Regions from separate parts of the Homo sapiens genome. Here all the other regions are linked to region 4. A link is an interaction called in ENCODE POLR2A ChIA-PET data of the cell type or tissue named here. Cell type or tissue: Caco-2. All regions are shown on one strand.

Region 1 (5,000 bases), 51 kb before region 4:
ACCGTGTTAGCCAGGATGGTCTCGATCTCCTGACCTCGTGATCCGCCCACCTCGGCCTCCCAAAGTGCTGGGATTACAGGCGTAAGCCACCACGCCCGGCCAATGATACATTTTTGTTTCCACCATGCCTAAGCCCATAGGTTCTCAAATTTACTGCATACTGTTCAACTGCCGAATTCTGTGTCCTTCAACTCAGTGCACACTCCTGAGACCTGGGATATAGTTCAAAGGGCAGGTGCCACCAAGTTACAATTGAAACAGGGGTTTTTTCAGAGGATTAGGTGATATTAACACTTGCTTATAGTAATGGGGTATTATTGCTCAAGAGTGAAATGATCCCTTAACCCTCTCTCCTTCCCTTTTCTCTTAAGGAACTTGGCCTTTCTTTCAAGGATAAATTTCTTTCTTACCAGTCTCTGTGTGAGGCATCTCAGCAGAAGACATTTGCAAGGATGGATGGTTTTCTTCAGGCCCACAAATCACAGGTATAGGTGACCAGTCTTTACAGTCAGATGCTTTGGAGCAAGGCAGGCTTTATGGACAAGCTGGATCCACACTCATGTCATTATTGGAGAAGAGTGGGAAAAATTTAAGAGCTGGACTGGAAAAAAGGCTAAGATGGCTTTAAGACTTTTTTCTGGAAGATCTTAGAGAAATATGACCTCCAGCAGCAAAAGTATCAAGAAGTTGTGATGAAGTGAGTCGCCTCCACAATAACAGGAGGAAACCAGCTCAGTCCAGAAAAATGCTAAAGTCCTGGAGTCTTTAGATTTATAATGAAGGCTCTATCACCCTTAGACCCACCCCTCCTGGGGGGGACACCCCCCCACCCTTGTGAATTCTCAGTTAATCCCGTCTACCAGTCTCACCAAGGCCATTGTAATGCAAAAGTAGCTGCAGAGTAACCCAGACTAGGTGGGGAACTAGAAAACCGAGCAACAGAACCTGAAGACAAACCCAGCAACAAATACTTCTAGGTTCACCACGTTTCCAACTTTTAAATCAGGAATGATGATATTGTCATGTCTTTCAACATTACCCCATGCCCATCTTGTGTGTTTGGGTTTGTTTGTTTGTTTGAGGTGAGAGGGAGGTATGTTTTCCAAAGGAATAAAGTTTTTAGAGTTGGGTTCCAGCACTAACATTTATGGACATAAATAGTCTAAAGTAGCTGGGTGCTGTCGTTCACGCCTGTAATCCCAGCACTTTGGGAGGCCAAGGCGGGCGGATCACGAGGTCAGGAGATGGAGACCATCCTGGCTAACACGATGAAACCCCGTCTCTACTAAAAATACAAAAAATTAGCTGGGTGTGGTAGCACGGACCTGTAGTCCCAGCTACTCAGGAGGCTGAGGCAGGAAGATTGCTTGAACCCGGGAGGCAGAGGTTGCAGTGAGCTGAGATCATGCCACTGCACTCTAGCCTGGGGGACAGAGTGAGACTCCATCTCAAAAAAAAAAAAAAAAAAAGTCTAAAGTTTTCCATTTTCCTTTCTATTCCCAAACCTAACATTCAAGAAACCTGGCCAGGTGCGAAGGTTCACGCCTATAATCCCAGCACTTTGGGAGGCCGAGGTGGGCGAATAACTCTGAGGTCAGGAGTTCGAGATCAGCCTGGCCAACATGGTGAAACCCCGTCTCTACTAAAATATACAAAAAAATTAACCGGGCTGTAGTGGCACACGCCTGTAATCCCAGCTACTCGGCGGGGCTGAGGCAGGAAAGTCGCTTGAACCCAGGAGGCAGAGGTTGCAGTGAGCCGAGATTGTGCCACTGCACTCCAGTCTGGGTGACAGTGAGACCCTGTCTCGAAAAAAACAAAAAAAAAAGAAATAAAAGTAAGATTTCTTTCTCTTTTCCAATTTCCCAAACAGAAAGTAAACTCTTAGCAAATCGCAATTACGTAATTTTTGAAGACACAACTCTGACTCATTCTCCTCTGCACTCTGCTCCTGGGTCTGCACTGGGAGCAGCTGGCTTTGCTCCCACACAACCTGACTTTTGTTCACAATGCAAAGACTCCAACTGTTGAGAGTAGAAGTACTCCTGGGTGTGAAACAAGGAGATGAAATGCGGCATTTCTTTTTTTCTTCTCAGACCTCCACTCTGGAGAAGAGTCAGAATGGGGGCGTCGGGGAGGAGGTAAGTGGAACTAGATAGATCATGCTTCAAGGCAGGTAGTCCATGTCGAGGATGATTTCTTTAAAAAAGGGAAAAACTTGCCCTCCTGTCTCTCTTAATCAGCACAGTGTGTTAAGTGGGGGCTGTCAAGGCCACCAAGACTCACCGAGGCTGAGCTTGCCCGCAGCTGTCCAAAGGGCAGGTACCAGAAGCTTTGTTCTTTGCTGAAGGGGGACTTTGCATAAAAGCCTGAGCTGAATTCCCCCATCCCCCGCTCCCTGTCCCATTGCGTCTAGGGTAAGAGCCTCCGGAGTGAAAGACCAAAGGGAAGGGGGTTGGTGGCTGGAAGGCCAACTTACTATGTTCTTTGCCAAGGAAAGCAATTTGAATAAAGTTGAGGTTTAGGAACCTGTCTGACTTCAGATTTGTTGGACTAGGCTGGCATAAGGGCGTGTTAAAATGAGCTAACAATTTAGTAGAGTTGATCAAAATAAACCAAAAAAACAATTATAATGTTGTGTGATAAGTACTGAAAAAAGTGCACTGGATGCTAAGAGAGTACAAATAATGGAGGATGGGGTCGGGAAGGGATGGGCAGGGAAGACTGGACGATCTTCAGTGATCTGAGAAGGAAAAATGTGGAGAGAAGGGAATTGCAGAAAATTAACAGTTTGGGTAAAGGCATGAGAGAAAATGATGGGTTCCAATACTGTTGTTTAGCAGGACTCAAAGGCAGGGGTGCAACAGGAGGGAGTTGTGGCAGAGAACACGGCAACTAACACTTAGTGAGCAGATTACTATCAGAGCTGTGTGAACCAGAACGACTCCATCTTCAATAGGAGCTGGGTAAAATGAGGCTGAAACCTACTGGGCTGCATTCCCAGATGGTTAAGATGTTCTAAGTCATAGGATGAGATAGGAGGTCAGCACAAAATACAGGTCATAAAGACCTTGCTGATAAAACAGGTTGCAGTAAAGGAGCCAGCCAAAACCTACCAAAACCAAAATGGTGGCGAGAGTGACCTCTGGTAGTCCTCACTGCTACACTCCCATCAGCGCCATGACAGTTTAGGAATGCCAAGGCAACCTGGGGAAGTTACCCTATATGCTCCGAAAAGGGGAGGAATGAATAATCCACCCGTTGTTTAGCATATCATCAAGTAATAACCATAAAAATGGGCAACCAGACGACCAGGCTCATGCCTGTAATCCCAGCACTTTGGGAGGCCAAGGCGGGTGGATCACCTGAGGTCAGGAGTTCGAGACCAGCCTGACCAATATAATGGAACCCTGTCTCTACTAAAAATACAAAAATTAGCCGGGCGTGGTGGCGTATACCTGTAATCCCACCTACTTGGGAGGCTGAAGCAGGAGAATCGCTTGAACCTGGGAGGCAGAGGTTGCAGTGAGCCGAGATTGCACCCCTGCACTCCAGCCTGGGCAACAAGAGCAAAACTCCATCTCAAAAAAAAAAGGGGGAACCAGGTCAGGCACGGTGGCTCACGCCTGTAATCCCAGCACTTTGGGAGGCCGAGGTGGTGTATCACCTGAGGTCAGGAGTTCGAGAACAGCCTGACCAACATGGAGAAACCCGTCTCTACTAAAAATACAAAATTAGCCGGGCGTGATGGTGCATGCCTGTAATCTCTCAGCTACTTGAGAGGCTGAGTCAGGAGAATTGCTTGAATCCGGGAGGCAGAGGTTGGAGTGAGCTGAGATCACACCATTGCACCCCAGCCTAGACAACAAGAGCGAAACTCAGTCTTAAAAAAAAAAAAAAAAAGGGCAACCAGCAGCCCTCTGGGCTACTCTGTCTATGGAGTAGCCTTTCTTTTATTCCTTTACTTTCTTAATAAAGTTGCTTTCACTTTGCCTTGTGGACTTGCCCTGAATTATTTCTTGTGCTCAAGAACCCTCCTGGGGTCTGGATCAGGACCCTTTTCCTGTAACATTAATATGCATGAGGCACTGTCTTGTCCATATTGTAGCCATCTTAATTATATCTAGCCCAAGGCCTGATACCTGTGTATGTATATATTTGATCATCTTGGTTTATATAGAGATGGAGTGTCAAATTGGTCATTGGAAATTAGAGTCCAGAGACCTGAGAAGTAAGTAGGTGACCATAGGTAGAAAAGGACTGTAAGCTTTAAATTAAATCTCTTCTAATTAGTCTATATTCTCCTGATATTCCTTTTTTCTTTTTTTTTTTTTTTTTTGAGACGGAGTCTTGCTCTGTTGCCCAGGCTAGAGTGCAGTGGCACGATCTCAGCTCACTGCAACCTCTACCTCCCAGGTTCAAGTGATTCTCCTGCCTCAGCCTCCGGAGCAGCTGAGACTACAGGCATGCACCACCACGCCTGGCTAATTTTTGTATTTTTAGTAGAGACGGGGTTTCACCATGTTGGCCAGGATGGTCTCGATCTCTTGACCTTGTGATCTGCCAACCTCGGCCTCCCAAAGTGCTAGGATTACAGGTGTGAGCCACTGCACCCGGCCAGTCCAAAATCTTAAAGACATCTTTGTCAACTATGCCTTCAAAATATATCTAGAATTCAATGGCATCTTTCTTGTAATCGTATTGCTTTTGCATGCTTCTGTTTTCCACCATTGAGTGCGTTTTTGATCAGCACATGAACAAGGGCTTGGTGAACCAGCAGAGTGTCAAAAAATGATTATGCTTTTTAAAAACGTGCATTTCTTTATTTCTTTCATTACTGCTTGTGTCACAGGACTGCTGGGGTGGAGATTACCTGTTTCTCTTGCCAAAAGGGTAGGTTCACATTTGGCATGTGTGCCAACCGAAGCTGCAGTTGACCTTTCCTAAGTGCTATAATGAAGAATCAAATGGAGGATAGGGAGGGGGACACTGCATTAAGG
Region 2 (5,000 bases), 130 kb before region 4:
TTGAGATTACGAGTTCAAAGACCAGCTTGGTCAACATGGTGAAACCCTGTCTCTACTAAAAATACAAAAATTAGCTGGGTGTGGTGGCAGGCACCTGTAGTCCCAGCTACTCGGGAGTCTAAGGCAGGAGAATCGCTTAAACCCAGGAGGTGGAGGTTGCAGTGAGCCGAGATCGCACCATTGCACTCCAGCCTGGGAGACAGAGTGAGACTCCGTCTCAAAAGCAAAACAAAACAAACAAAAAACAACGTGATTTATATATCATGGCGTTGTATTTATGTATTATGTAGTTTTTTTTCTTTTGACACAGGGTCTCACCCTGTTGCCCAGACTGGAGTGTAGCAGAGCGATCACGGCTTCACTGCAGCCTCAGACTCCTGGGTTGAAACAACCCTCCCACCTTCCTGAATACCAGCTATTGTCCCAGCTTCCTGAATACCTGGGACAATAGTTGGGACTATGGGCACAACTGTCTTGGGACTAAATTTGTATTTTATTTTATTTTATTTTTATTTTTTAGAGACGGAGTTTCGCTCTTATTGCCCAGGCTGGAGTGCAGTGGCGCGATCTAGGTTTACTGCAACCTACGCCTCCCGGGTTCAATCGATTATCCTGCCTCAGACTCCGGAGTCGCTGGGATTGCAGGCATGCACAACCACTCCTGGCTAATTTTTTTTTTTTTTTTTTTTTTTTTTGAGACGGAATCTTGCTCTGTTGCCCAGGCTGGAGTGCAGTGGCACCATCTCGGCTCACTGCAGCCTCCGCCTCCCGGGTTCAACCGATTCTCCTGCCTCACCCTCCCAAGCAGCTGGGACTACAGGCGCGTGCCAGCACGCCCAGATAATTTTTTTTTGTATTTTTAGTGGAGACGGGGTTTCACCATATTGGCCAGGCTGGTCTCAAACTTCTGACCTCGTAATCCACCCGCCTCAGCCTCCCAAAGTGCTGGGATTACAAGCGTGAGCCACGGTGCCTGGCGGCTAATTTTGTGTTTTTAGTAGAGATGGGGTTTCTCCATGTTGGTCAGGCTGTTTTGGAATTCCCGACCTCAGGTGATCGGCCCGCCTTGGCCTCCGAAAGTGCTGAGATTACAGGCGTGAGCCACCGCGGCCAGCCTGTATTTTATTTTTTGTAGAATCAGTGTTGCGCTAGGTTGCTCAGGCTGGCCTCTAACATCTAGGCTCAAGGGATCCTTCCTGCCTCTGCCTTCAGAGTAGCTAGAATTACAGACACACATCACCATGCCCAGCTTTGTTTGCTTGTTTTGAGATAGGATTGGCTGGTTTTGAACTCATGGACTCAAGCTATCCTCCTGCCTCAGCCTTCCAAAGCGGTAGGATTACAGGTGTGGACCACCGCTCCCAGCCTGTATTTTATTTTTTATGCACTTGGTAGTGCCCCTTCATGACACTTAACATAAACTTTCAGCCAGGAACAGTGGTTCCCACCTGTAATCTTTGCCCAGGTGGGAGGATTGCTTGAGCCTACAAGTTTGAGACTAGCTTGGGCAATATAGTGAGACGCCAATCTCTATCTTTAAAAAACTAAAACATTAGTCCGGGCGCAGTGGCTCACGCCTATAATTTCAGTACTTTGGAGGCCGAGGCGGGTGGATCACCTGTGAGGTCAGGAGTTTGAGACCAGCCTGGCCAACAAGATGAAACCCCGTCTCTACTAAAAATACAAAAATTAGCCAGGCGTGGTGGTGGGCATCTGTAATCCCAGCTACTCGGGAGGCTGAGGCAGGAGAATCACTGGAATCCAGGAGGTGGAAGTTGCTGTGAGCCGAGATCGCACCATTGCACTCTAGCCTGGGTGACAGAGCAAGACTCTGTCTCAAAAAAAAAATTTTTTTTCTAATAAATTTTAAAAAAACAAAACATTAAATAGGCTGGGCCTGGTGGCTCAAGCCTCTAATCTCAGCACTTTGGGAGGCTGAGATGGAAGGATCACTTGAGCTCAAGAACTCGAGTCCAGCCTGGACGATGTATCAAGACCTCATCTCTACAAATAATGTTAAAAATTATTAGTGCAGCATAAGTGGCATAGGCTTGTGGTCCCAGCTACTTGTGAGGCTGATATGGTTTGGCTCCGTTTCCCCACACAAACATCATCCCAAATTGTAACCCCCACCTGTTAAGGGAGGGTCCTGGTGGGAAGTGATTGGATCATTTGGACAGTTTCCTCCATGCTGTTCTAGTGATAATGAGTGAGTTCTAACAAGATCTGATGGTTCGGCTGGGCGCGGTGGCTCAAGCCTGTAATCCCAGCACTTTGGGAGGCCGAGGCGGGTGGATCATGAGGCCAGGAGATCGAGACCATCCTGGCTAACACGGTGAAACCCCGTCTCTACTAAAAATACAAAAAATTAGCCGGGCGTGATGGCGGGCACCTGTGGTCCCAGCTACTCGGGAGGCTGAGGCAGGAGAATGGCGTGAACCCGGGAGGCAGAGCTTGCATTGAGCCGAGATCGCGCCACTGCACTCCAGCCTGGGCGACAGAGCAAGACTCCGTCTCAAAAAAAAAAAGAAAAGAAAAAAAAAAAGATCTGATAGTTGAAAGGTGTGTGGTGGTCTCCCCCCTGCCCTCTGCCACCTCTCCTGCTGCAATGTAAGACGTGCCCTGCTTCCCATTTCACCATGATTGTAAGTTTCCTGAGGCATCCCCACCCATGTGAAACTGTGAGTCAATTAAAGCTTTTTTTTTTTTTTTCCAGAGTCTCCCTCTGTCGCCCAGGCTGGAGCGGAGTGGCGTGATCTCGGCTCACTGCAACCTCCGCCCCCGGGTTTAAGCAATTCTCCTGCCTCAGCCTCCAGAGGAGCTGTGATTACACATGCTTGCCACCACGCCCGGCTAATTTTTGTATTTTCAGTAGAGATGGGGTTTCACCACGTTAGCCAGGCTGGTCTCGAACTCCTGACCTCGTGATCAGCCCAACTCGGCCTCCCGAATTGCTAGGATTATAGGCGTGAGCCACCACACCCTACCAAGCTTTTTCCTTTATAAATTACCCAGTCACAGGTAGTTATTATTTTTTTTTTTTTGAGACAGAGTCTTGCTCTGTTGCCCAGGCTGGAGTGCCATGGTGTGATCTCAGCTACTGCAACCTCGGCTTCCTAGATTCAAGCCATTCTCCTGCCTCAGCTTCCCAAGTAGCTAGGATTACAAGCATGCGCCACCACGCCCAGCTAATTTTTGTATATTTAGTAGAGATGGAGTTTCATTCACCATGTTGGCCAGATTGGTGTTGAACTGACCTCAGGTGATCCACCCACCTTGACCTCCCAAACTGCTGGGATCATAGGCATGAGCCACTGCACTCAGCCTCACGTAGTTCTTTGTTGTTGTTGTTTTGTTGCTGTTGTTGTTTTTTCAGACGAAGTCTCACTCTTGTCCCCCAAGCTGGAGTACAATGGCGCGATCTCGGCTCACTGCAACCTCCGCCTCCCGGGTTCAAGCAATTCTCCTGCCTCAGCCTCCCGAGTAGCTGGGATTATAGGCGCCTGCCACCATGCCCGGCTAATTTTTGTATTTTAAGTAGAGACGGGGGTTTCACCATTTTGGCCAGGCTGGTCTCGAACTCCTGACCTCAGGTGATCCGCCCGCCTCGGCCTCCCAAAGTGCTGGGATTACAAGTGTGAGCCACCGTGCCCGGCCGGCCTCAGGTAGTTCTTTATAGCAGTGTGAAAATGGAGTAATAGAGAGCTGAGGCAGGAGGATCACCTGAGGCCAGGAGGTGAGGCTGCATGAGCTGTGACTGCACCACTGCACTCCAGCCTGGGTGACAAAGTGAGACCCTATCTCAAAAAAACAAAACAAAAGACATATTTATTTTAAAAATAAATAAATAAACTTTGTAGGACTTTGTTTAGACATGTTTACCATATGACATATGTGTCTTTAGAACAGCGTCCAGCATCTTGTAGAAGGACAATCATTACAAAGTTCAAGCACGTTCTGCTTTAAACACACCTATTGTGCCACACTAAAATCTGAATTTGTGAATAAATGAACTAAAACAATCATATTATAAAACTACACAGGACTTTAAAGCGTCATGTAGGATGTGACTTTTTTATTACAGGCTCCCATAATGTATTTAGAAATATGACTCAGGATCTATCCATGATAACAGTCAGTATAGGATAAACAAGTTAGTAATTTATGTTTAATAATGTATTCTATTTATTTTATTTTATTTTATTTTTTGAGCTGGAGTCTCACTCTGTTGCCCAGGCTGGAGTGCAGTGGCACGATCTCAGCTCACTGCAAGCTCCGCCTCCCGGATTCAAGCGATTCTCCTGCCTCAGCCTCCCGAGTAGCTGGGACTACAGGTGCGTGCCACCACGCCCAGCTAAATGTATTCTATTTATAATGGTTTATTCAGGGACTAATTCCACTAAAGTTATTATTCCTGCGCTGTTCTCCACATCTGTTTTCTTCACCCACACTTCATTAGGTAGATGGGTGATGATAGTGGTAATTTTTGTGTTTTTTTTTTTCTTTTTTCAGATGGAGTTTCGCTCTTGTTGCCAGGCTGGAGTACAGTGGCCTGATCTCGGCTCACTGCAACCTCTGCCTCCTGGGTTTAAGCAATTCTCCTGCCTTAGCTTCCTCCTGAGTAGCTTGGATTACAGGCATGCGTCACCATGCCCGGCTAATATTGTATTTTAATAGAGACGGGATTTCACCATGTTGGCCAGGCTGGTCTCGAAGTCCTGACCTCAAGTGATCCGCCCGCCTCATCCTCTCAAAGTGCTGGGGTTACAGGCATTAGCCCTCACGCCTGGCCAAATGCAGTCTTTTCACCACCTTTTTGGATCACAGAAAATGACCATGAAGCTATGGAAAAAAGGGAGAGTTGAATTTAAGATTAGCTGTCAGCCCATCTTTCATTAGCCATTTCTCTAATCCAGTCTTGAATTTTCCTCTTTCTAGTAATATGGAGGGTAGCACTATGTTCAAAGCGGCCACTGGGGATTTAGGTATTTTAATATCTG
Region 3 (5,000 bases), 160 kb after region 4:
TATTGTGAGAAGGCATTTCGCTCTTGTTGCCCAGGCTGGAGTGCAATGGCATGATCTCAACTCACCGCAACCTCCGCTTCCTGGGTTCAAGCGATTCTCCTGCCTCAGTCTCCCAAGTAGCTGGGATTACAGGCATGCACCACCACGCCTGGCTAATTTTTTTGTGTTTTTACTAGAGACAGGTTTTCTCCATGTTGATCAGGCTGGTCTCGAACTCCTGACCTCAGGTGATCCGCCCATCTCAGCCTCCCAAAATGCTGGGATTACAGGTGTGAACCACCACACCCGGACTTTTTTCTTTTTTTTTTTTTTTTGAGACAGAGTCTCTCTCTGTCGCTCAGGCTGGGGTGCAGTGGCACCATCTCAGCTCACTGCAACCTCTGCCTCCTGGGTTCAAGCAATCCTCCTGCATCAGCCTCCTGAGTAGCTGAGATTACAGGCATGTGCCACCATGCCCAGCTAATTTTTGTATTTTTATTAGACATGGGTTTTCACCATATTGGTCAGGCTGGTTCAGACTCCTGACCTAGTGATCCACCCACCTCAGCCCCCCAAAGTGCTGGGATTACAAGTGTGAACCACCATGCCCGGCAATTTTTGTTTCTTTTAAAATAAAACAATCTTTTCTCCTTATCCACTCCCACTGCTTCACTCGACTAGCCTAAAAATAAATAAGTAAATAAAATAAAACAAGCCAGGCTCAGTGGCATGCTATCAGCTACTCAGGAGGCTGAGGGGGAGGATCACTTGATGCCAGGAGCTCCACTCCATCCTGGGCAACATAGCAAGAAATTAAAATCTCTAAAAAATTAAAAATAAAGGGATTCATTTTTATGAAATGAAGGGACTCATATAGGTTCACGCCTATAATCCCAGCAATTTGGGAGGCCGAGGCGGGCAGTTCACTTGAGGTCAGGAGTTCGAGACCAGTCTGGGCAGCATGGTAAAACCCCATTTCTGAAAAAAAAAAAAAAAAATTTGCTGGGTGTGAACAAGTGGGCCTGTGGTAAGGCGGGAGCATTGCTTGAGCCTGGGAGGTGGAGGTTGCAGTAAGCCGAGATTGCACCTCTGCACTCCATCCAACTTGGGTGATAGAATGACGCCCTGTCTCAAAATAATAATAATAATAATAATAATAATAATAATAATAATAATAATAATAATAAATGAAAAAATTAAAATTACATAAAACAAAAAAGCAATGGAGCATAAACATCAGTACACCAGGGGTGGTTGCAGGATTGTTTTCTCAACATTTTATTCTCTCCTCAAAATGATATTGAGCACTTTAACTTTTATCGCAGTGGTTTCTGTGCTTTGTTTTTGAGTGGAATATTTGGAGCATGTGTCTTTAAATATTTGAATCTGTTGACTTTTGACGAGAGTTTTGACTGAAAACAGGCACCTGTTTCAACAGGAAAGGGGTATGTTCTGTTGTTTTTTCCCACTCTTCGTAGGTCAGAAAGCACTGTCAGTGATTGCATATGCCGAGATTTTCTCCTGGACCAAACTTTGGTGGGGCTCTTCTGAGCTTGCTTTTCTACTCAGCTTGACCTTGGGCTTCTGTGTTCAGTTCTGGCAAGAATTCCCAAACTTGATATAGGATCACTGTCATTAAGTGACCAAATTCCTCATCCTGCATTGCCCCCAGGTGATGTCTGATCACCTTGGCTTGTCTTCAGCAAGAATTCTAGTCTGAAAAAAAAAAAAAAGAAAGAATTCTGTTAGGTTGATTTAGCCAGAATCCCCCCTTACTCCTGATGTTTTTTTCGTAGTAATTTTCCATCAGAGATGAAAGTTTTCCGTCAGAGATTGGAAAATTACTGGTCTTTGGCACTTCATACTTTCATACCCATTTTTCCTTGTTGTATTTGGAATTAAGCCCACTCTAAACTAGGCCCCTTTTCCCCTATTGCAATCGCCCTGAATAAAATCTATTTTTACCACATCAGCTACTGTTTAGCTCTAGGTTTTCTTCAATACATGCAAACATAAATGCATTCCTTTAGGTCCGGGCACAGTGGCTGTGCACGCCCAGGCTGGGGTGCAGTGGCACCATCTCAGCTCACTGCAACCTCTGCCTCCTGGGTTCAAGCAATCCTCCTGCGTCAGCCTCCTGAGTAGCTGAGATTACAGGCACGTGCCACCATGCCCAGCTAATTTTTGTATTTTTCCTTTACATTACAGGCATGAGTCTGTAATCTCAGCACTTTGAAAGGCTGAGGCGGAAGGATCTCTTGCGCCCAGGAGTTTGAGACTAGCCTGGGCAACACAGGGACATCCCATCTCTACCGAAAAAAAAAAAAATTAGTCGGGTGTGGTGGCACGCCCTGTAGTCCTAGACTGGGACTACAGCCGCATCTGAGATGGGAGGATCACTTGAGCCTGGGAGTCGAAGGCTGCAGTGAGCTGTGATTGCGCCACTGCACTCTAGCCTAGAAAACAGAGCAAGACTCTGTCTAAAAAAAAAAAAAAAAAAAGTATATCACACAGACACACATATATACAAACACACATGCATACATATATACATATATATTCAAGTGGGTTTGATGGACAGATAGATTCTTTCTTCTCTCTTTTAATAACAAAAAGCATTAAATAACAAGAGTAGGGGCAATTCTTTCTGATCAAAAATTTATCACTGCAATCATTATTACCCTGTTGCGATAATGTAAAATTTATCTTTCTGAGATAGTGAAACTTACTTGAGAATTGTTTTAGCCACAAACTATTTCCTCCTCCTCCTCCATTTTTTTTGAGACAGAGTCTCACTCTGTTGCCCAGGCTGGAGTGCAGTGGCTTGATCTGGGCTCACTGCAACCTCTGCCTCACGAGTTCAAGCGATTCTCGAACCTCAGCCTCCCGAGTAGCTGGAATTACAGGCGTGACACCACACCCGGCTAATTATTGTATTTTTAGTAAAGACAGGGTTTCGCCTTGCTGGCCAGGCTGGTCTCGAACTCCTGACCTGAAGTGATCCACCAGCCTCGGAGTCCCAAAGTGCTGGGATTACAGCTGTGAGCCACCGGGCCCGGCCCTATTTTCATCTTTCAAAAAGTAAATAATATACAATAATTATATGGTAAGTGATATGGGAGCTTTAGGCTCCTCATGGGGTAATTGTTCAAGGTCTCCTGGAACAATAGTAATTAAAACAATATCAGTTGTGAAAGAGAATATGATAACTACCGCAGGTGTAAACAGAAATGAGAAAATTAAATTCTTCCGGAAAGATGATTTAAAAAAAGAAAAATGCAAATTAAAGACTGAGTCCAACTAAATAAAAGAAGAGGTAGGACGCAGTGGCTCACGCTTCTAATCCCAGCACTTTGGGAGGCCAAGGGGGATGGGTTACCTGAGGCCAGGATTTCAAGACTAGCCTGACCAACACGCTGAAACCCTGCCTCTACTAAACATACAAAAATTAGCCAGGCGTGTTGGCGGGCGCCTGTAGTCTCAGCTACTGGGGAGGCTGAGGCAGGAGAATCGCTTGAACTCGGGAGGTAGAGGTTGCAGTGAGCCGAGATGGCGCCATTGCACTCCAGCCTGGGTGACAGCAAGACTCCGTCTCAAAAAAAAAGAAAAAAAAGAAGAAGAAGAAGGTCTGCTTATCTTGATATGGTTATTCAGAGATAGTAGTATTTTGACAGAGGGAGATGTCAGGGAATTTTATCTAGAGCAAAGGCAGGAAACAGATGGCAGAAACTGAGAGGGACTGGAGGAGTTTGAGCAATTTCTGTGTTGTGGTTGGCTCTACTAATTCTATTGTTTTTCTGCCCTCTGCTGACTTAAATGGGGAAAAGCAAATCTATGAAAACCCTTACGTCTGGGGGATTGAAGGACCCATTAAGAACCTGATAAAACATGTAGACACTCCCCCAGAAAATAATGCACATAAACACAAAATGTTTTGCATATAATTTCAGTGGCTGCATGGATAAACTATGGGACGATGAAAGGCACACTCCTCTTGAGTCAGGTATTTTTACTTTTGTCTCTGTTTATGATTTTGTGTGTGTGAGTACACACGAACTCTTTTGCAGTATTCAATTCCTTTTAAGTAACCTATTTCCCACTCCAGCTTTTTCTATTTCCATGTATCTATGGCAGGTTTGTTACGACAATTGCCCTTTAACCTATTCCCTACACTGCAGCTGTGGTGGTTCTTTGAAAACCCGATTCTGGACCAGGTGCTGTGGTGCACGCCCAGCACTTTGGGAGGCCCAGGCAGGAGGACTGCTTGAGCCCAGGAGTTCAGATCAGCCTGGGCAACATAACGAGACCTCGCCTTTACTAAAACAATTAAAAAAATAAAATAAGCTTGTACAGTGTTGAGCACCTATAGTCCCAACTACTTGGGAGGCGGAGGAGGAGAGAAAAATCACTTGAGCCTAGGAGTTTGAGCTTATGATGAGCTTTCATTGCACCACTGCACTCCAGCCTGGTGACAGAGTAAGACCTTGTCTCAAAAAATAAAACATAAATTAAAAAAACCCCAATTCTAGTCATGTTACTTCCCTGTGGTACTGAATTATTTTTTGCCTTAGGGAAGACAACCCCCTGATTTTCCTTAGAACATTTATTTCACTTTTTTTTTTTTTTTTTGAGATGGAGTCTTGCTCTGTCACCCAGGCTGGAGTGCAGTGGTGCGGTCTCGGCTCACTACAAGCTCTGCCTCCTGGGTTCACGCCATTCTCCTGCCTCATCCTCCCGAGTAGCTGGGACCACAGGCGCCCGCCACCACGCCCAGCTAATTTTTTGTATTTTTAGTAGAGACCGGGTTTCACCGTGTTAGCCAGGATGGTCTCGATCTCCTGACCTCGTGATCCGCCCGCCTCGGCCTCCCAAAGTGCTGGGATTATAGGCGTGAGCCACCGCGCCCGGCCACTTATTTCACTTTTGTTTGCCTTACTGCAATTAATTGTTTAATTAAAAAAACAAACAAACAAACAAAAAAACCCCATACACACTCAAAAGCATTTCCTGGAAGAGAATTG
Region 4 (5,000 bases):
AGATGTCCTTCAGTAGGTGAAGGGATAAACTGTGGTGCATCCAAATAATGGAATATTATCCAGTGATAAAAAGAAATGAGCCACGAAAAGACATGCAGGGACCTTCAATGAATATCACTAAGTGAAATAAGCCAATCTGAAAAGGCTACATAATGTATGACTCCAACTGTATGACATTCTGGAAAAGGCAAAACTATGCAAAAAGACAGCAAAAAGATCAGTGATTGCCAGGGGTTGGAGGAGTAGGGAAGGGAGGTGGAACATGGGATCTTTTTTTTTTTTTTCTTTTGAGACAGAGTTTCGCTCTTGTTGCCCAGGCTGGAGTGCAATGGTGCAATCTCGGCTCACTGTAACCTCTGCCTCCTGGGTTCAGTCAATTCTCCTGCCTCAGCCTCCTGAGTAATTGGGATTACAAGCATGCACCACTACGCCCGGCTAATTTTATATTTTTAGTAGAGATGGGGTTTCACCATGTTGGTTGGGCTGGTGTCGAACTCCTGACCTCGTGATCTGCCCACCTTGGCCTCCCAAAGTTCTGGGATTACAGGCGTTAGCCACTGCACCCAGCCTGGAACATGGGATTTTTAGGGCAGTAAAGCTGTTCCGTATGATATCATACATTTATCAAACCTATAGAATATACAACACAAAGAATGAACTTGAATATAAACTATGGACTTTATGTAATAATAATATATCAATATTAGCCCATCAATTATTAACATGACAGATGTGGCTCGGCGAGCTGGCTCACGCCTGTAATCCTAGCACTTTGGAAGGCCAAGTCAGGCAGATCTTCTGAGGTCAGGAGTTCAACACCAGCCTGGCCAACATGGCAAAACCCCGTCTCTACTAAAAATACAAAAATTAGCCGGGCATGGTGATGGGTGCCTGTAATCCCAGCTGCTTGGGAGGCTGAGGCAGGAGAATCGCTTAAACGTGGGAGGTGGAGGTTGCAGTGAGCCGAGATCATGGCACTGAACTCCAGCCTGGGTGACAGAGTGCAAGAAAAAAATAATAACAATAAATAATAATGATAATAATATAAGAGATGTATCACACTAATGCAAATGTTAGTATTAGGGGTGTTAAGGGAGTACATGGGAACTCTGTGTACTTTCTGCTCAATTTTTCTGTAAACCTAAAACTGCCCACCCCCAATAAATCCTATTAATTAAAAAACAAAGCGAAACACTTGTTTATATGTCTCTCTCCATCCGCTTCACCACCATGAGAACTTAAAGGGAGGAACATGTTTTTTATCTTTATGTTCCCGGCCTCTGGGATGAAAGAGAAAGGGAACACTATTTTTAGTGCATTACCCTAGCATCATCGCCGACTTAGCGCATCTAAAATAAAAGTCTTGATTTGACCCTCAGGTCTCTGTCTGCTTTCCTGACTGAGGTAAATGGCAACTCCAGTTCTCCAGTTGCTCCAGCCAAAACCTTTAGGATCATTCTTGACTCCTTTTTTTCTTTTGTGCTCAACGTCTAGACCGCCAGTAGGTTGCACCTTGAAAATATATTTCAAATCCAACAGCAACCCACTCTATGCTCCTATCCCTACCCTCTGTCTAAGTTTGTTCATGCTGCTATAACAAAACAACACAGGCAAGGCGCAGTGCCTCACGCCCGTAATCCCAGCACCTTGGGAGGCCCAGGTGGGCGGATCACCTGAGGTTAGGAGTTTGAGACCAGCCTGACCAACATGGTGAAACCCTGTCTCTACTAAAAATACAAAAATTAGCTGGGTGTGGGTGTGGTGGCGGGTGCCTGTAGTCCCAGCTACTCTGGAGGCTGAGGCAGGAGAATCGCTTGAACCCAGGAGGCGGAGGTTGCAGTGAGCCGAAATCACGCCATTGCACTCCAGACTAGGCGACAAGAGCGAAATTCTGTCTCAAAAAAACAAAAACAAAAACAAAAACAAAACTGAGTAATCTATAAACAGTAGAAATGTATTTCTCACAGTTCTGAATGCTGGGAAGTTCAAGGTACCCGCAGGTTTGATGTTTGGTGAGGGCAGCTCTCTGCTTCTAAGATGGCGACTGTTGCTCCGTCCTCATTAGGGGGACGAGTGATGTGTCCTCACATGGTGGAAGGCAGAAGGGCAAAAAAAAAAAAAAAAAAAAAAAAAAGGAGCAAACTCTCTGAAGTCCCCCCACCGCACTTTTTTTTTTTTTTTTTGAGACAGGGTCTGGCTCTGTCTCCCAGGCTGGAGTTCAGTGGTGCAATCATAGCTCACTGCAGGCTTGACCTCCCGGGCTCAAGTGATCCTCCCACCTCAGCCACCCGAGTAGCTGGGACTACAAGTGCAAACCACCATGCCTCACTAATTTTTTGTATTTTTTTTTTTTTTTTTTTTTTTTTTTTTGTAGAGACAGGGTCTCCTTGTGTCGCCCAGGCTGGTCCAAAAGGGGGAAATAAGAACTCCTGGACTCAAGCGATCCTCCCGCCTTGACCTCCAAAAGTGCTGAGATTACAGGCATGAGCCATCGAGCCTGGCCTCCGAAGCCCCTTCTGTATGGGTATTACTCCCTCCATGGAGGCAGAGCCCTCATGACTCAGTCACTTCCCAAAAGGTCCTGCCTCTTAATATCACTACAATTAGGATTAAGTTTCTGCATTAATTTTGGAGGGAACACACATTTAAACCACAGCACCCTCCTTCAGCATCTTCTCCATTCAACAGCACATACTTTTTTAAAAACACGAATCAACTGATGTCATGCTTCTGCTCAAAAAACTAAAATGGCTTCGTAGCTTCCTGGCTGTCTGTCACATTCGGAATATAAACCAGAACGTTCATGACTGCTTACAGCGTCCTGCATGAGCAGACTCCTAGCTGTCTTCAACATCATTTCTCCTGCCACTCTGCCCCCGCTTCACTCCACTCCTGCCAAATCCGCCTTTTGACACCCTGCCAAGCACGAGTCCTCCTTTTGGTGTCTGCGTTTGAAATGCCTTCTGTTTGAAATGCTGTTTTCAGATACTCCCAAGGTTGACTTTCTCGTGTGATTCAGGTTTCTGTGCAAGTATCATCTCTACTGAGAGAGGAACCCTAACCACTCTATCTTAATCTTCCCCAGCCCCAACCCTTTATCGCCTTACCTTGATATTTTCTTCTTCAAAATGCTCCCTTATTACTTGACAGTATATATTTATTGTCTGCTAAGGCTGCCATAACAAAATACCACAAACAGGTGGCTTAAACAACAGGAATTTGTTTTCTCAAAGTTCTAGATGCTGGACATCCAAGATCAAGGTGCCAGCAGGCTTAGTTTCTCCTGAGACCTCTCCCTTCAGTAGCAGATGGCTGTCTTCTCAGTGTCTTCACATGGCCTTTTCTCTATTCACAGGCCTAATGCCTCTTCCTCTTCTCATAAGGACACCTGTCCTATTGGACTAGAGCCCCACCCTAGTGACTTCATGTAATCTTAATTACCTCCTTAAAGGCTCCATCTCCAAATACAGTTCCATTCTAAGTTACTAGGGGTTAGGGCTTCAACATATGAATTTTAGGACACAATTTAGTCCATAACACTTTGCCCTCTGGCCCCCCAAAATGTATGTCCTCACATCCAAAATACATTTATCTCTATCCCTGTAGGCCCTAAAGTCTTAACCCATTCCAGCATGAGTTCCAAATCCAAAATTTCATCTGAATATCATCTAAATTTGGTATGGGTGAGAAAAGAGGTATGATTAATCCTGAGGCAAATTTTTTTCCAAACTGAGCCTGGGAAACCAGACAAGTTATGTGCTTTCATAATATAATTGTGGGACAGGCATAGGCTAGACATTCCCATTGCAAAAGGGGGAAATGGGGGAAATAAGAAAGAAGAAAGGGGTACCTGGTCTTCCAAGTTCAAAATTCTAGTAAGGCAAATTCCATTTTTTAAAAAAAATTGTGGACCGGGCACGTTGGCTCACACCTGTAATCCCAGCACTTTGGGAGGCCGAGGCAGGTGGATCGCAAGGTCAGGAGTTCAAGACCAGCCTGGCCAATATGGTGAAACCCTGTCTCTACTAAAAATGCAGAAATTAACCAGGCATGGTGGCAGGCGCCTGTAGTCCCAGCTACTCTGGAGGCTGAGGCAGGAGAATCACTTGAACGTGGGAGGTGGAGGTTGCAGTAAGCCAAGATCTCGGCACTGCACTCCTGCATGGGTGACAGAGCGAGATTCTGTCTCGAAAAAAAAAAATTGTGGTAAAAACACATAACAACAACAAAAAAGGTAGGCTGGGCATGGTGGCTCACACCTATAATCCCAGCACTTTGGGAGGCCGAGGTGGGTGGATCATCTGAGGTCAGGAATTCAAGACCAGACTGACCAATATGGTAAAACCCCACCTCTACTAAAAACACAACAATTAACCAGGCGTGGTGGCGTGCACCTGTAGTCCCAGCTATTTGGGAGGCTGAGACAGGAGAATTGCTTGAACGCAGGAGGTGGAGGTTGCAGTGAGCCAAGACTGTGCTACTGCACTCTAGCCTGGACAACAGAGTGAGACTCCATCTCGAAAAAAATAAAAATAAAAAATTAGCCAGTCGTGGTGGTGTATGCCAGTAATCCCAGCCAGAGTGAGACTTCATCTCAAAAAAAAAAAAAGAAGAAAAATGGTTACCATGTGAACCATCTTTTTTTTTTTTTTTTTTGAGACGAAGTTTCACTCTTGTTGCCCAAGTTGGAGTGCAATGGTGCAAGCTCGGCTGACTGCAACCTCCGCCCCCAGGTTCAAGAGATTCTCTTGCCTCAGCCTCCAAAGTAGCTGGGATTACAGGCTTGCGCCACTATGGCTGGCTAGTTTTGTATTTTTAGTAGAGATGTTGTTTCTCCATGTTGGTCAGGCTGGTCTTGAACTCCCAACTTCAGGTGATCCTCCTGCCTTGGCCTCCCAAAGATTACAAGTGTGAGCCACTGCGCCTGGCCCATGTTAACCATCTTTTATTACTTTATCTTACATTTATTTTATTACAGTTTTTAAAATATCTTTTCAGCT
Region 5 (5,000 bases), 90 kb after region 4:
TCGCGGGGCAGGGCTCGGGACCTGCAGCCCGCCAAGCCTGAGCCTCCCACCTCTCCCCCGCCATGGGCTCCTGTGCGGCCGAGCCTCCCCGATGAGCGCCACCCCCTGCTCCAAGGCGCCCAGTCCCATCGACCACCCAAGGGCTGAGGAGTGCGGGCGCAAGGGCGCGGACTGGCAGGCAGCTCCACCTGCAGCCCCAGTGCAGTGATCCACTGGGTGAAGCCAGCTGGGCTCCTGAGTCTGGTGGGGCCGTGGAGAACCTTTATGTCTAGCTCAGGGATTGTAAATACACCAATAGGCACTCTGTATCTAGCTCAAGGTTTGTAAACACACCAATCAACACCCTGTGTCTAGCTCAGTTTGTGAATGCACCAATCGACACTCTGTATCTAGCTGCTCTGGTGGGGCCTTGGAGAACCTTTATGTGGATACTCTGTATCTAACTGATCTGACGGGGACGTGGAGAACCTTTATGTCTAGCTCAAGGTTTGTAAACGCACCAATCAGCGCACTGTCAAAACAGACCACTCGGCTCTACCAATCAGCAGGACGTGGGTGGGGCCAGATAAGAGAATAAAAGCAGGCTGCCCGAGCTAGCAGTTGCAACCGGTTGCGAGTTGCTTTCTGTGCTGTGCAAGCTTTGTTCTTTCGCTGTTTGGGTCCACGGTTCTTTTATGAGCTGTGATACCGCGGAAGTCTGTAGCTTCACTCCTGAAGCTAGCAAGACCACAAGCTCGCCGAGAGAAACGAGTAACTCTAGACGTGCCATCTTAAAAGCTGTAACACCGCGAGGGTACGTGGTTTCATTCTTGAAGTCAGTGAGACCAAGAACCTATCAATTCTGGACACACGATCTCGGCTCATTGCAATCTCTGCCTTTGGGTTCAAGTGATTCTCCTGCTTCAGCCTCCTGAGTAGCTAGGATTACAGGCTAGTGCCACCACACTAAGCTAATTTTTGTATTTTTAGCAGAGATGGGGTTTCATCATGTTGGGCAGCCTGGTCTTAAGCTCCTGACTTCAGGTGATCCACCTGCCACACACTTCCAAAGTGCTGGGATTACAGGTGTGAGCCACTGTGCCTGGCCTCTTACTGGTTTCTTTGCTTGATAATATGTTGCAAATATATAACATTATTCACATAGAAATCTTTTTCTGAAGGCGTAAATACTGACATATTGGGGAGGTTTCTTTTTCTTCTTGGTTTTTATTTTATCTTAGAGGTAGGGTCTTTGTCACTCAGGCTGGAGCACCGTGGCTTGATTATAGCTCACTGCAGCCCTGATCTCTAAGGCTCAGGTGATTCTCCCACCTCAGCCCCTCAAGTAGTTGGGACTACAGGTACATGCTACCATACCTGGCTAATTTTTGTTTGTTTGTTTGTTTGTTTTTTTTTTTTTGGTAGAGAGAAGGTCTCACTATGTTGCCCAGGCCTCAAGTAATCCTCCTGCCTTTGCCCCACAAAGTGCTGGGATTACAGGTGTGAGGCATTGTGGCCAGCCAATAAGTTTTAAGTGGAAGAGAGTGGTTGTCTTTTAATGTTATAGCTGGAGTGATTTGGTGATTTCCTGGCACACAGGTTTTTAAAAGCATGTACACAATAGGGTTTGTTTTCTTGCTACTACTGGAATCCTCCTGCCACAATGTACGTAAATCCAGGCTAATCCGCTAGAGGATGACCAAAGAGAGACGTGAATCAGCCAGCCCCACCCAGCCCACCAGCTTATTGCAGAGTGAGCTCAGCTGAGATGGAACCGATCCGATCCAATCCAAACCAGAATCACCCAGTGGTGTTCAGCCCAAATTGCTGACTCTCGGGAACTATGAACTAATTGAATAGCTGTGTATTTTAAGTTTTAAGTTAATTGATTATACAGCAAAACCTAACTGATGCCCTGTCCTGATTCCAAACACTGGGTACTCATGTTAAAAGAGCATCACCGGCCAGGCATGCTGGTTTACATCTGTAATCCTAGCACTTTGGGAGACCAAGGCAAGAGGATCACCTGAGCCCAGGTGTTCGAGATCAGCCTGGGAAATAACATAGCGAGACCCTGTCTCTACAAAAAAAATTTAAAAGATCCCCAGGTGTAATGACGTGTATCTATAGTCCCAGTTACTCGGGAGGCTGAGGTGGGAGGATCACTTGATCCCAGGAGGTCAAGGCTACAGTGAGTGAAGGTCGAGACACTGCACTTCAGTCTGGGCAACAGACTGATATCCTGTCTCAAAAACAAAAAATGGCCAGGCATTGTGGCTCACACCTGTAATCCCAGCACTTTGGGTGGCTGAGGTGGGCGGATCACCTGAGGTTGGGAGTTCAAGACCAGTCTGACCAACATGGAGAAACCCTGTCTCTACTAAAAATACAAAATTAGACAGTCGTGGTGGCGCATGCCTGTAGTCCCAGCTACTCGGGATGCTGAGGCAGGAGAATTGCTTAAACCCGGGAGGTGGAGGTTGCAGTGAGCCAAGATTTAGCCACTGCACTCACTCCAGCCTAGGTGACCAGAGAAAGACTCCATCTCAAAAAAAAAAAATATTTCTGTTTCTCACTCAGCCAGTTTCCATCTCAGCTGGGCCAGCTGCACTCCACCTGGTCCTCAAGCTAATAGATTTCACTTCCCTGAAGGCCCACAAAATCTTTTTTTTCTCTTTTTTTTTTCGTTGACACAGAATCTCACTCTGTCACCCAGGCTGGAGTGAAGTGGTACGATTACGGCTCACTGCAATCCCTGCCTCCCAAATTCCAGTGATTCTCGTGCCTCAGCCTCCTGAGTAGCCGAAATTACAGACGTGTGCCACCATGCTTGGCTAATTTTTTGGATTTTTAGTAGAGATGGGGTTTCACTATGTTGGCCAGGCTAGTCTTGAACTCCTGGCCTGAAGCAATCCGCCCACCTCAGCCTCCCAAAGTGCTGAGATTATAGGCACGAGCCACTACACCTGGCCACAAAATTCTTTAAAGAAGCCAATCCCATCCTCCCTCAAGAGCCAAGGGGCCACCTCACCCTCTTGTTACAGCAGATCCTGCCTCCCACAGTCACCCTGCTCCCAAGTGCAACCTCTGTCTGACCCTGCATGGTGTGCGGTGCCCTCCTGCCTCAGGCCGTGAGTACATGCAGCTGAACTGCTGTCAGTCTTATCTGTCCAGTGTCGGGTGTTGTGTGTCCAGCCACCCATAACCCTGGGTTGGGACTCCCTCCCTCACCAACCGGGGGAAGAAGTAGTGAGCAAACCATCTACCAATTCTTATCTAGATTTATCCTCTTCAGCTGTAGCTTTTGCAATACTCTGGTCATACTCAAAGCATTCTGCTGGGATGTCACCTGAGCTGGGCCTACATGCAATTCTGCTTTTCTTCTGAGAAAATAATTTGTCATTCTTTCTGCTTTTATAATTTGTTCTATTTTAAATTATTTTTCTCATTTTTGCCTTTGCTCCTTTCTTCTCAGCATTGTATACTCAAAGGAATACCCTCATACTCTACATTTTAATCCAAGACAGAGGAAAGCAACAGGGAGAACCCCTGAGGCAGGGGCAGAGGGAGGTTCAGGGAACTGTAAATGGGAGGTAGACAAGAGACCAAACAGGACTTTAAGTTGTTTCAGCAAGTATACAGCTTAGAAAGGATCTCATTGGTCTGGGTCCTAAAATATCTCAAAGGATGGCTGCTAACTCAAAACTTTTTTTTTTTTGAGACTGAGTCTTGCTCTGTCACCCAGGGTGGAGTGCAGTGGCACGATCTCGGCTCACTGTAAGCTCCGCCTCCCGGGTTCAAGCAATTTTCCTGCCTCAGCCTCCTGAGTAGCTGGGACTACAGGCATGCACCACCACACCTGGCTAATTTTTGTATTTTTAGTAGAAACGGGGTTTCACCATGTTGGCCAGGATGGTCTCGATCTCTTGACCTCGTGATCCGCCCACCTCAGCTTCCCAAAGTGCTGGGATTATAGGCATGAGCCACCGTGCCCAGCTCAAAACTTTTTTCTCACTACTCTACAATTAAATCTCAGTTGAACTCTGGGAAGATTCTGGAATACCTAGGTTCTTTCTTTCTCAGTGTCTATTTCACCAGTAGTTGTAACCATCCTTCAACCAAACATCTCCATTTGAGTAGCATAGGCTATAATGGATTTTCTCTATTTAAGATTACTCAGCAGTGGCCGGGCACGTGGTGGCTCACAACGGTAACCCCAGGACTTTGGGAGGCTGTATTAGTCCGTTTTCATACTGCTGATAAAGACATACCTGAGACTGGGCAATTTACAAATGAAAGAGGCTTTTTTTTTTTTTTTTTTGGAGATGGAGTTTTGCTCTTGTTGCCCAGGCTGGAGTGCAACGGCAGGAGGTCAGGAGTTCGAGACAAGCCTGGCCAGTATGATGAAACCCTGTCACTACTAAAAATACAAAAATTAGCTGGGCATGGTGGCACATGCCTGTAGTCCCAGCTGCTCGGGAGGCTGAGGCAGGAGAATCGCTTGAACCCGCGAGGCAGAGGTAGTAGTGAGCTGAGATTGCACCACTATACTCCAGCCTGGGTGGCAGAGTGAGACCCTGTCTAGAAAAAAAAAAAAAAAAAAAAAAAAAAGACAATCAGACCTGCAACCATGAACTGTTTTTCATGTATTTCTCGATTTCCTTGTTTGTGTTTCCTTATTTCTGAACATGATGTATGTTTTAAATTGAAAGCTTTAGCTCACTGCAGAGTCTCCTAAGTCACATCTCTTCCTTTGCAAGAGTAGGCGAAGAAGGATCTAAGGGCTTGGCTTGTTTGAAAGAACCACACCCCGAAAGTAACATCTTTGGAGAAAGTGATACAAGAGCTTCTGCACCCACCTGATAGAGGAAGTCCAAAGGGTGTGCGCACACACAATGGTGCCTGAAGAAGAGCCTCAAGACCGAGGTAAGCACTCATCTTCTCAGTTCTAGGGAAGGTAGTAGGAGCAGGATGGAGTGGGAAACAGGCATTGAGGTGATAGGGATGACTTTGGAAGAAGA
Region 6 (5,000 bases), 210 kb after region 4:
TAAAAAACCCAAAAACCAAACCATAACAAAAAAAACCTGGAAATTGAACTTGGGCCCAGGATGGAAACTGACTACCTGAAGAGGTGCTTTGGAAATTGCCTGGCCCAGGCACTTGCACTTGACATGCATGGGGTATATTCTTCCACGTACAATTACATATATGCATTCATATGATTATGTACAGTAGTAGTAGATTATTAAATGTTGAAGAGCACTAACACACCATGTACATAATGGAACTGTATTTAATATTTATTTTTGGTAGTGATATGGCACATGAAAATAATTTGTTTTCTCATGTAGAAAATTCAGGGAATGGCTTAAATAGAATTTCAGCTTTGGGGGCTCATAATTGAGTGAGAGGCTTCTTCCTTGATTCCCCTGAGAAGGAAGAAATCTTCATTTTTGGTTTGCAAGACCATGAAAACAGTAAGTACAACAAATGAAATACTTTACACTCAAGGAAACATGTTTTAAAAAACAGAGAAGATATAGAAAAGAAGTATAAGTAATATATTCAAAGAGAGACTAAACGATATTTTATTAATTTTAAAAGCCATAGATTATAAAAATAAAAGTTTGCCCTATGAAAATAGAAAGAAAATCCTTAAGATAGTAGGTGAAGAACAGAATGGATAATGCCAGAAAAATTTTGACCCGAGAGACCTAAATAAGTAATTCTCCCAAAATACAGTAAAAGGGGAATAATGACAAAGAATATAAAAGAGATACGGAGGATACATATACAGAAATTTCAATATGCATCCAAGTTATAGAAATATTAAATGGAGTAGAGTACAATCAATAATAATTATAACAACAATAAATGAGAAATTTTCAGGATTTAGCTAAAACATAAATCTTCATCTAAACTTCAGAGTGGAAAAACACATAATACTCAAAGGAAATACAATTATATTGACTTCCAATTTCTCATCACCAACACTAGGAAGAAGAAAATTTAAAAGAAAAATCTTTGTCACCTTGGGTAAGCAAAGAGTTCTTGGACATAAGACCAACACCAAAGGACAAACTAATAAGGTAGATATTATGAAAATTAAAAACTTTACTTCTTCAAAAGACCATTAAAAGATTGGAAGGCTAGCCATAGTCTGGAAGAAAATAATTGCACATCATATAGTTAATAAGTTTGTATCTAGAATACATAAAGAACTCTCATAACTCAATTTTAAAGAGTAAACAATAGGCAAAAAGATTTGAACAGATACTTCCCCAGGGAAGATACTCAGATAGAAAATAGGCACCTGAAATTAACATCACTAGTCATTAGAGAAATGCAAATTAAAACCACAACCAAATACCAATACACAATGATTAGAATAGCTAAAATAAAAAGACTTTACAATACCACATACTGGCAAGGAGGAGGAATAACTAAAAATTTCTTATTGTTTAAATGCAGAGTGGTACCATGGGGCTGGAGCCTACTAGTCTAATGAGGTTTTAGCTTAATAAAAGTGTTTAATTTTCATTCAATTAATGTGGGATAAAGTTTTACAGTCCTTATTTTTCAGGAATTAAGTATGATATACTTGCTTAAGACTTTGAGGGTTGTTGTTCTGGCTAACCTAAATTCCTGATCCAATGCTAAAAATATTCGTGCAAGGGGGAAAGAAAAGATTGATAATATCCTAAGTGGAGATAGAAAGGCTATTTTGTTTGTATTCTTCACCTGGCATTTTGTTTTTATGTTGTTGGTTGTTGGCAATATTTTAAGTGGTGTAGAGTAAATCAGTCAGACATAAAAATATAAACTAAGTAAAGCTATGATAGCTACAAATGTTGGTATAATAAACTATTGTTCTTTGACATGAATAATAATTCATTTAGGTAAAAATCTGGTAAGTGATGGTAGACTTCCTAAGGAAAATAAGGTAACTGAAATTGTGGTTGCTTAGGGTGATAATTGATTTCATGTGTATGATGATGATAATGCTGTGGTACATATATTTAATAATAATTGCCTTCTGGGAGCACAGCTTAAATTTCTCATTTGCTTTACATCCTGCTGCTCATTTGAAATTTTCATTGGTTCACAGATATTTTAAGTAGCAAACACAGCTCTGAGGGCAGAAAATGAGACAGTTATTGCCTTGAATTATACTTCTGATGGTGCGAAGAGTAGCTCTTTCCCCCCGCCATCATACTTACTGTGATCTCTGTGGCTCCTGTAATTTTTTTTTCCTTTCCATAAACCAGAAATACATCATCAGAACAATTTATGGCTAGGCATGCCTGTAATCCCAGCACTCTGGGAGGCTGAGGTGGATGGATCACCTGAGGTCAGGAGTTCGAGACCAGCCTGGCCAACATGGCAAAACACTGTCTCTACTAAAATACCAAAAGATTAGCCAGGTCTGGTGGTGTGCGCCTGTACTCCCAGCCACTTAGGAGGCTGAGGCAGGAGAATCGCTTGAACCTGGGAGGCGGAGGTTGCAGTGAGCCGAGATCATGCCATTGCACTCCAGCCTGGGTGACAGAGGGAGACTCCGTCTCAAAAGAAGAAAAAAAAAAGAAAAATTTATTATTGAAATACTCAGTCAGCACCTGCAGCCCTCCCTACCAAGATGGCTTTGTGGCAGGCCAGGTCTCACTAATGCAGGCCTCCATAACAACTGTTTCAGAGTGGTTAACTATTAAAAGCCAGTGCTCTTATACACAGGTTGGAATGTAACAAAAGCCCAGCAAGAGTTTTGCCTAGGCCTTTCCCGAACCTTAAAGCATGATTAAACATGTCTATTGGAAGTCTGAAGGAACTCCCCAAACCTTTGTGATTTAGCAGGAGACAAGATAAGGGTAATCACCCCAGCATCTAGACTCATTTAGATTAAGCAAATTTACTGAGGCTCCAGAGGAAGGTCATCAGGACTCAGACCTTAGTTATAGATTAAAAGAAGTTAATCACTTATGTCTTTAGATGAATGCACATTTACATGTAGACATATAGCTTAGAAGGTCTATGAACTCTGGAAAACTTTGTAATTTTGAGTTGGTCTGGCGAAAATTTCTGGGCCTTTTCCTTATAATTGGTTACAGAGATAAAAACTCTCTTCCTCCCCAGTACATTATCATCTTGTTATTGGGCCATGAGAAATAGCAGCCTGACCCTCAGTTCGGTCCAGATACTCAGCTTGGTCTCTGTTGTGCCTGGATCACAGTTCAAATTCTTCTCGTATCACATTTTGTTGTCTCATCATTCCCCGACTCTGCTTTCTTTCCAAGGTGTTAATTCCTAAAAACATTTATTTTTTAGGAATAAATGCCACTTTGTTTTAGCATCTGCTTCTGAAAAATCCAATCTGCGACAATCCTCTTCAGATGGGTTGAAGCAGAAGGAACAAGCCATGCTCACAGGGAGCAGGGTTCTCCCTCTCCCTGTGAGTCACAGTTACTTTACAATTCACTATGCTTCATCCTTGCCCCAGAGCCTTCTGAAAATAATAAACTCTCATTAACCCAGAGAAATGACAATGTTGCATCAATTATCTCTGTGAGGATTCCACAGAGCCTGAAGCCTTACATTTTCTACCAAGGGCATGAAAGAATTTTAGCTGCTGCTCAACTTCGGAAAGGGAAATGCCTTGAAAGTAAAATTGAAGGGGAGGTGGGATCCATTCAGACACTGAAATATTTCTCACATTCTAGGTTACTTAAACCTATTTTTCTAGTTTCTTCAGTAGAATTTTTAGTACACTTTGAAGTTGTTTTTGAAGTTTGAGTGCATACGAAAAACCATACAATTACATTGTTCTTTTCTACACCTTTCATAGATTGAACACACTCATGTAATTGTCATCCAGGTCAAGAAAAAACATTGCTGACACCCCCAATCCCATTTGTACATTCTTTCAGTTACCATCCTCCATCACATAACCAGTAGGTAAACATCTAACAATACCGTTTCCAGTGTACTTTGGAAATCCATATAAATAGAATTATAAAGGATATAATCCTCTCTGTTGGATTTTTTATTTTATATATTGTTTGTGAGATCCATGTATAATATTGTTGGCTGTGGTTGTAGTTTTTTCATTCTCATTACTATATTGCACTCCATTGTGTGAATAGACCACATTTCATTTATTCACTTTACTGCTGGTGTTTTCTAGTTTGGCGCTATTATAAATAAAACTGTTATGGCTATTTTGTACATGTCTTTTGATGTCTTGTGTATGGAATTGGTTCCTTCTGGTGGGTTCGTGGTCTCGCTGACCTCAAGAATGAAGCCACAGACCTTCACGGTAAATGTTACATCTCTTAAAGGTGGCATGGACCCAAAGAGTGAGCAGCAGCAAGATTTATTGTGAAGAGCGAAAGAACGAAGTTTCCACAGCATCGGAAGGGGACCCAAGCAGGTTGCCACTGCTGGCGGGTGGTGGCCAGCTTTTATTTCCTTATTTGTCCCCACCCATGTCCTGCTGATTGGTTCATTTTACAAACCTCTAGCTAGCTACAGAGCGCTGATTGGTGCGTTTTACAATCCTAGCTACAGAGCGCCGATTGGTGCGTTTTACAATCCTAGCTACAGAGTGCTGATTGGTGCATTTTACAATCCTCTTGTAAGACAGAAAAGTTCTCCAAATCCCTACTCACCCAGGATGTCCAGCTGGTTTCACCTCTCAGTATTAGTTATACTCCCTCAAGCCTGAGAAATCTATTTGCTCCACATCCTCACTGACACTTGGAATTTTCAGGTATTTTTCATTTTAGCCATTATAGTGGGATGTAGTTATATAACATTTGAGTTTTCTTTGATGATTAATGAAATTGAGCAATTTTCAAATGCTCTTTGGTTATTGGAAAATCACTTTTTGTGACATATCTGTTCAAGTATCTTGCCCAATTTTTTCTAAGTTGTTTATCTTTTTTTATTACCTGTAGGAATCATTTATATATTCTGCATATAAGCCCTTCATAGACATCTGAATTGCAAAACTTCTCCCCTTACGAGAGATACCTTTAAAGCTTTTTTAGTAGTG

Evidence for each region. ChIA-PET counts read pairs that join two places held together with the same protein. Peaks named below come from ENCODE experiments on the same cell type or tissue, not always from the same donor. Only the 100,000 strongest peaks of a DNase experiment are listed, where the experiment ranks them.
Region 1: POLR2A ChIA-PET joins it to region 4 with 13 read pairs; 8 of 35 experiments call an interaction of 5 or more read pairs at or near these places.
Region 2: POLR2A ChIA-PET joins it to region 4 with 10 read pairs; 3 of 35 experiments call an interaction of 5 or more read pairs at or near these places.
Region 3: POLR2A ChIA-PET joins it to region 4 with 13 read pairs; 2 of 35 experiments call an interaction of 5 or more read pairs at or near these places.
Region 5: POLR2A ChIA-PET joins it to region 4 with 10 read pairs; 2 of 35 experiments call an interaction of 5 or more read pairs at or near these places.
Region 6: POLR2A ChIA-PET joins it to region 4 with 20 read pairs; 2 of 35 experiments call an interaction of 5 or more read pairs at or near these places.

What each region holds. Positions count from the first base shown.
Region 1 is chr12:7,888,137-7,893,136 of GRCh38, reverse strand. It overlaps a transcript of SLC2A14 not described here and the pseudogene NANOGP1. Among named protein-coding and RNA genes, the nearest start is that of SLC2A14, 18 kb to the right of the region's middle. RefSeq lists a silencer at 1,930-2,224. In Caco-2, no CTCF peak of the experiment used is centred here; DNase peaks (open chromatin) are centred at 1,976 and 2,376; H3K4me3 peaks cover 1,385 bases.
Region 2 is chr12:7,964,521-7,969,520 of GRCh38, reverse strand. It overlaps LOC124902871 (a long non-coding RNA gene), which reads left to right and starts at 2,500. Exons shown (of 2, transcript XR_007063198.1): 1 at 2,500-4,334; 2 at 4,513-5,000. RefSeq lists enhancers at 170-882, 883-1,595. In Caco-2, no CTCF peak of the experiment used is centred here; DNase peaks (open chromatin) are centred at 350, 690 and 2,760; H3K4me3 peaks cover 1,656 bases.
Region 3 is chr12:7,676,310-7,681,309 of GRCh38, reverse strand. No RefSeq gene overlaps it. Among named protein-coding and RNA genes, the nearest start is that of APOBEC1, 13 kb to the right of the region's middle. RefSeq lists an enhancer at 3,798-3,867. In Caco-2, CTCF peaks have their summits at 2,122, 2,330 and 3,792 (motif pointing left); DNase peaks (open chromatin) are centred at 2,379, 3,393 and 3,719.
Region 4 is chr12:7,837,295-7,842,294 of GRCh38, reverse strand. All of the region lies in intron 2 of SLC2A14 (solute carrier family 2 member 14), which reads left to right. Among named protein-coding and RNA genes, the nearest start is that of SLC2A14, 33 kb to the left of the region's middle. RefSeq lists enhancers at 1-25, 2,295-2,968. In Caco-2, no CTCF peak of the experiment used is centred here; DNase peaks (open chromatin) are centred at 2,254 and 2,894; H3K4me3 peaks cover 1,492 bases.
Region 5 is chr12:7,747,223-7,752,222 of GRCh38, reverse strand. It overlaps CLEC4C (C-type lectin domain family 4 member C), which reads left to right and starts at 4,848. Exons shown (of 6, transcript NM_001371390.1): 1 at 4,848-4,905. The coding sequence starts at 4,875. RefSeq lists enhancers at 2,533-2,612, 2,793-2,972, 2,993-3,072. In Caco-2, no CTCF peak of the experiment used is centred here; a DNase peak (open chromatin) is centred at 3,112.
Region 6 is chr12:7,623,084-7,628,083 of GRCh38, reverse strand. No RefSeq gene overlaps it. Among named protein-coding and RNA genes, the nearest start is that of APOBEC1, 40 kb to the left of the region's middle. In Caco-2, no CTCF peak of the experiment used is centred here; a DNase peak (open chromatin) is centred at 2,654.